Linked DNA regions of Homo sapiens: region 2 is linked to region 1. Evidence: chromatin contacts called from ENCODE Hi-C or POLR2A ChIA-PET data. All regions are on one chromosome and are shown on one strand. The core of a region is the stretch at or near the end of the contact, and the rest is flanking DNA. Distances in the headings are between cores, read along the strand shown.

Region 1 (3,115 bases), core at 41-2,540:
CATGCGCTGCAGGACAGGTGTAATTAGACAGGAAAACTCAATAATGGTGACCCCGTAACTAACTGAGCTGGGATCCTTAAGTAGCTTGATCATGGAATTCTCTCATTGGCTGTTACCAATATTTCTATTCACAGGTTAAAATACTAAGTCGAAAAGAGGATAAGTCATTTGCTCAAGGCCAGGCATCACTGGTGAGATTTGGACTCAGGCTTGCCAAATCCCCCAAGCCAGAAAATCATACTCCCGCACTCCCACTTTGCCTTCCACTCCCCTTGCCCCTTCCTCACTGGCATGGAAGAGTCCTGGACTTCCGCAAGTCGCCCCTGCGGGGCTGGACTGTTCTCTCCAGATGGTGAGTCCGGGGCATGGTCACCTGCGGGAGAGAAAAGAGTTAACTCCACACTCCACGAATCCGGCAGCTGCGAGGATCTGGGATGCAACCTACTCAGATGGTTACGTGAGACCGGTGAGGGAGGCTCAGGGAGCGCCAGCCACTAGCCCTAGGCCGAACGGCAACTGGGACAGGAGTGGGGAGCTTAAAAGCCAAGGGCTCCCAGGAGAGTACGGAGGCTCCACCTGGGGGAGGTGGGGGATCACCGACCCCTTTCCGAGGCGCTCACCGCCCGATGTTCGGTGCCGCTGCAGCCGCTCGTCCAGCATCCGGCAGAGCCCGTCTCCGAAGTGCTGTAGGATCTTAGCTTCCTTCCCGCTGCGCAGCGGCAGTGGGTACCGTCGGAGGGAACGCAGCGCCTGGCCGGGCAGGGGTAGGGTACCTGGTCAGGGCAGGCCTGACCTGGCCAGCAGCTTTTCCCATCGGGCCACGCCAGGACCCACCTTCTGAAATACGAAGCGCGTGCGGCGCCTGCTGCGGGTCGCCTCGTCCCGCCACTCGGTCAGCCAGCGAACGAAGAGCGGGTTGGGACAGGCAGGCAGCGGGCGCTTCCGGCCCAGGCGGACCGGGGCCGCCATGAGCCCGAGGGCGGGTCCTCCGGCGCTCCACGCCCGCGGGACTGGGACGCCGCCAGTTCTGGAGTCGGGATTCGAACACCTGGCCCAGGGCGGGGCGGGGGAAGAGGGAGACCGAGGGCAGGACCGTTGAGATCACGGGGCCCCAAACACAGGGGGCACTAACGAGAGGAGAGCCTGCGGCCGCCCTCCCACCCCTGCGCTGCTCTAAGTGGTTGGTCAGGGGCGCTGTCTCTAACGATCTTTTCCCTTGGCTCCACTCCAGCCAGCCTTTGAGACGCGCCCTTTCCCAGCCCCCGGAGCCTGGACCGGCTCCTTCCTGTCACCCCAGATTCGAGAGCGGGGTCTTTGTGTAGGCGAGAGGAAGGCGGACAGCGCCCCCTGTGACGGGGAGGACTGGCTGGGCGGCGCTTAACGGACTAACCTGAGCTTGGCGGCTCTAAGGTCTCTTAAGATTGTCAGCTTCAGCCTCAAGCTTGAAGGAGGCTGGAGATGGAGACTGGTCTTGAAAAGAGTCCAGGAGAGGCGGGGGCTAGGAGACAAACGGGTGCAAACGTATTGGTGGGAGGGACACCCAGAAATGGGTGCCGGGGATGAGGACACAAAGGTAAGGCAGGAGGAGCTGCAGGACCCTTGGAGGAAATGGTGATCCTCATCCCCGGGATACAGGGCAAAGAGTGTGTGGTGGAGAGGAAGTCGGGGACGTGCCGAGAAGGCCCAAAATAGAACTCGGAATGTCGGGGGTCAGAGGCCTAGAGGAAGGAGGACTGTAAGTAAGAGGTGCTTGGGCATCCTGGCAGTTGGGGAGGCCTGAGATGGGCACGCGGTTGGGTTTGGGAGCGGAGGAGCAGGCTGCGGGTTAAGAAGCCCAGACACAGGTAGAGGGGAGAACACTTCGTCATTTTTGTGGCTAATCGGAAGTGGGAGACCCTCAGGGAGGTTGAAGATGGAAACCCTACAAAGGGCTTCAACCTGAGAAGCCTGAAAGACACGTATAGCTGAGTTGGACACAGGCGACCCGCCAGGGTTTGAAGCAGCACCCGGCCTCTAGCTGCTATGCCGGAAGTCGCAACACGCAGGTCTCCAGCCTGCGAGGAAGGGAGAGGTGGGCGCCAGAGCTCCAGTCCCGCCCCTCAGGACTGTGCCTAGCCCACGGCGCAGTAGCCCCAGCCAAGCTAAATTGGACCAATGGGCTCCGGCTCCCGCCTCCCGCCCGCCGCGGCCTTATAAGGAGCCTCAAGCCGGCTGTCGGGCTGGCCCCGCCCCCTCGAGTCTCTTGTCCTAATAAGGACATCTAGGGCATCCCGCGGCTGGGGGCGGGCGAGAGCGCGTCTCCAGGGTAACTGCGAAGCCCCCCTCTCTCTCCCCGTTGCTCTTGGAAACTCTAAGGCTCAGAAAAGGGGGCGCTAGCCTCATATTCATGTAGGGTCGCTCGCGGGAGGCGGGGTCAAGCTGCTGTCTCCACCTGGAGCGCCGGGAGTCCGGGCGGGGGCGGTGCTGTGGAATGTCCCCGACTACAACCCCCGGTATGCTCTGCAAGGTACCCCACTCCCAGGCATCGCTCTCCGTTTACACCCTTAATTCCGTTTATAGGATTAGGGCCCCCAGTTCCCTTTCTGGGTTTGCCTCTGACTTGTTTGCGACCCAGTCTTTTCCTGCAGAGTGTGAGGCTGTGGTCACTGTTCTAGAACAACAAAATCATCCCGGAGTCCCCCGCTCGTTTCTTTTTTTTTTTAAGGCATATACTACCACAGAACTTGTCTCAGTTTTGCGGATGTTAGAATAACCATGTACCTGGCTATCAACTCGAGAGCTGGGTTCAAGTCTGGTTTAATATCTATTTCTTCTCATTGGCACGTAAAGGCATGTAAAGAAGCCTTGAATTGAATGCACAAACCCTCGTCTTTACCCTTTAACGCCTCATGACTTTGCCAAACATCTTTAAACAAGAACAAAGCTCTCAGAGATTTCCTTGTACCTTTCCCCTGTGCCTTTTCCTCCTATTCTTGTTTTACTGACGTTGGACATGGCCTTTTTTCAGGAGACGAGAGTGGCTTTACACATGCAGAGTACTAGTGTTTATCCGACTGACGACGCCTTCATACTTGTGATTTCCTTTGCTTTAGGTCGGGATTCCAGGCTAATCAAT
Region 2 (2,922 bases), core at 243-2,742, 610 kb before region 1:
TGAGGAGGGACAAACAGCTGAAGGCCCTATGTGGGGGGAGGAGGGGTCGGGCCCTTGTTCTGGCTGCGTTGGGTGGGTGTCTGGTGCTTCACCCCTTCTAGGCCAGGGATGCTCACCCCAGGACGATGAGTTCACCATACTTGATGGGCTCCTCGCCTGGCTGCGCATCTTCACCGGGAGAGGAGAGAACGCAAGAGCCCTTGTTCCCCCGGTGCTGGAGGTCTGAGGTTCGGGGGGACCCCACTTCAGGGTTTCCTTCCAGCACCATTCTGGGCAGAGTGGGAGAGAAAAGAGCTTTGTAGGTTCCCACCCCAGCCCGGCTCAATTCCAGCTGCAGCCTGCTGCAGGGCCGCCTAGGCTAAGGCAAGGGTGACCTTTCACCGCCTCTACTGCTATGGCAACCACTTCCCCTCTGCCTCCTCTAAACTGCCCGAGGTTGCTGGGATACCAGGGAGGGGTGGCACAGTGAAGAGAGTCAGGATATTCAGTGGTGCCAAAGAGATGGACCAACTTGGGGTGGCCAGAGGCTGCTTTTTGGCCAAGATCCCAGTCTGGGATGTGCTTCAAAGCGGGGCACCCAATGAGTTGGGGGCCGTTACCCCTCATCTCAGACTCAGTTCCTGCTTATAGCTCTTAGCCTCTGGACCTCTGATTTAGCCTCTCTGACAGGTTCTTTGAATCTACCTGTCCATCTGAATCTTTCTTGCCCCTTTGAGGTCTAGGCCTCTGTCTGTCCATCTGCTTTCTCAATGACTCTCTGTCCTCCCAGCCGCTGTCCTTTTTGCCGTCTCTCTCCCCCCATTCCCCATCTCTGCCTGTCTGCCCGCCTCCGCCTCACCATCTGCCTCAGTCTCCCCATCTCGGCCTCCCCCTGCGGGTAGGCCAATAGACTCCTCCTGGGTGCGCGCTCTTCCCTCCCTCAGGTGTCTGTCTGCGTCCCCAGCCGCCCGGGTCTCAGGAGGCCTGCGGAGGCGGCGCTCCCCCCTCGAGCTCGGGCTGCAGCACAGCCGTCTCCCGCAGGCAGCCCGTTTGGAAAACATCCCCGCGCCAGAGGGACCGCGCCGGGGCAGGCCCGCGCCCTGCGCCCCGGGCGGGCAGAACGGGAACCGCGGCCCAGCACCTACGCAGGTCCACACCCGGCGGCCCCTCCGCACAACACGCGCGCGTGCACGGCCCCGCACGCCCCGGGCCCGGACGGCGCAGAGACCACCCGCACCCGCGACCGCAGGGACGCGCGGGCGCGCAGCAGCCACCGGCGCCCGCCCTCGGACCCACTCCCTCCACCACCCCCAGACACGCAAACACGCCCCCCGCGCCCGCCGGGGCCCGCCTGGCGCAGCCCCCGCCCCCTCCGCCCCGGCGGCCTCACCTGGCCACGCTCCGGGCCCCGCTGGGCGCCGCTCCCTCCCCGCCTAGCCCCTGCTCGGCCCCGGGCCGCTGCGGCGGGATGGGCCCGGCCCGCGGCGGCTCCGCGCTGCCTCGTCACGGGGACACCCAGGGCCGGGGGAGGGGGATGAGCGCGAACAGCCACGCTCCGCCCCCTGTCCGGAGGCCCCGCCCCATTTTCCCCGCCCCTAGGAGAGCTCCGCCTCGCTCCAGACTCCGCCTCTTGCGGCGATGCTCAGCCTTCGTAGGCGGAGCTCCGCCCCTTCGCAGGAGACCACGCCCTTCCCCTGGTACCGCCCTCTGACCAGGGAAGCCCCGCTCTCCACTCCGTCTGAGGGACTCCCTTGCCCCTCCTAGCCGGCTCAGGACTCCCCCGTAGTCTACACGACCCCTCCCCCATTTCAGACTCCCCAAACTCCGCCTCCATTTCCGGGGACTCCGGGGTTCTCCCAGAGACATGGGCGCCCCTCCCCACTGTCGGTCAGGGCCCTCACACGGCGCTGGAGGCCCCTTCCCTAGCCTTAGGCCCGGGACTACGCACCCCCAGCTCCGACACCCCGCCTACCATCTGGGGACGCCACGCAATTAGAGGAGAGGAGGAAAATGCTAAAGGCAAAGGGGGTGTGCGGCAGCGGTGGAGGCCGGGGAAAGCAGCTGCAGTTGACCAGAGTCGCAGACCTGTCTTCCAGCCCAGCTCGGGCACCCCCCATTCCCCTCCCCTCAGTCCCCTCCCCTCCGCCAGGATGCACACACCCCCCGCTGTGCTGCAAAGGAAAGAGAGTTTTGGGGGAGCACCGCCCCTTCTGGGCCTGGGGCTTGCGAGAGATCTATCAGTCTACGTTAGGCGCTGTGCGCTGTGCTTTGAGCAAATTAAACCCTTTACTTTAATCCTGGGAGGCAGGCACGATAGTTGCCCATTTTACAGATGAGGAAATAGATTTACAAAAGTGACTTGCTTGTTGTAGTTTGCTAGAAACGGGCCAAGAGAGAATCTCAGCTGTATGAGTGGCTTCAGTCTCAACTCCTAACTTCGTACCTTGTCGTTCTGACTAGGGATGGAGCCTCAGAGGTGCAGAAGAGAAACCTTGTCTGCATCAGGTAAGGTCCCTATTGCTCAGTACTCTTGGTCTGGAACTATAAAGGCTGGATTATAGTTCCAGATCAAGTCTTTGGTCTTGTGGGGGGCGGTGGGGGTGTTTAATGAGAAAATCAAGGAAGACTGCACAGAGGAGGTGGCTTTTGACTTCCATTATGAAGGATGCATGTTTAGTTTGCCTAAACATTCCTGAGAGGGAGCCGCTGCCACTCCCACCCCCACAAACTTGTTGCACCTGAAGTTCCCCATCTACCAGACTCCCCTGGGGCCCTACTATATCCACCCCGCTAACTCCTCCACCTAAAAATAGCCAAAGATACCAACTGCTTTGCCAACTGTTCTGGGGCCCAGCGGCTAGATGAAACAAGAAAGCAGCCGACGGCACATCCTTTAGGGGAAAAGACACTCGTTAGTCACAGAGAATCTCCCTGCGAGACTTC

What was found. Hi-C counts contacts between places; a loop is a spot of excess contacts on that map. ChIA-PET counts read pairs that join two places held with the same protein, here RNA polymerase II (POLR2A). Pooled maps may share reads with other maps.
Region 2: a pooled map shows a loop between it and region 1 (10-fold over the local background). The contact joins the promoter of PELI3 here to the promoter of MUS81 in region 1. A Hi-C loop is called at or near these places in 7 of 50 pooled maps. POLR2A ChIA-PET finds 5 or more read pairs at or near these places in 2 of 52 experiments (BJ and activated CD4-positive, alpha-beta T cell).

The regions. Positions count from the first base shown.
Region 1 is chr11:65,858,608-65,861,722 of GRCh38, reverse strand. MUS81 (MUS81 structure-specific endonuclease subunit) reads right to left here and starts at 1,290. Exons shown (of 16, transcript NM_025128.5): 1 at 835-1,290; 2 at 621-750; 3 at 288-373. The coding sequence starts at 969. RefSeq lists enhancers at 1-35, 728-1,267, 1,548-1,637, 1,768-1,817, 2,338-2,427 and 1 more and silencers at 618-707, 878-1,037, 2,088-2,167.
Region 2 is chr11:66,465,475-66,468,396 of GRCh38, reverse strand. It overlaps PELI3 (pellino E3 ubiquitin protein ligase family member 3), which reads right to left and starts at 1,492. Exons shown (of 8, transcript NM_145065.3): 1 at 1,370-1,492; 2 at 117-269. The coding sequence starts at 268. RefSeq lists silencers at 1,005-1,354, 1,365-1,574 and an enhancer at 2,526-2,922.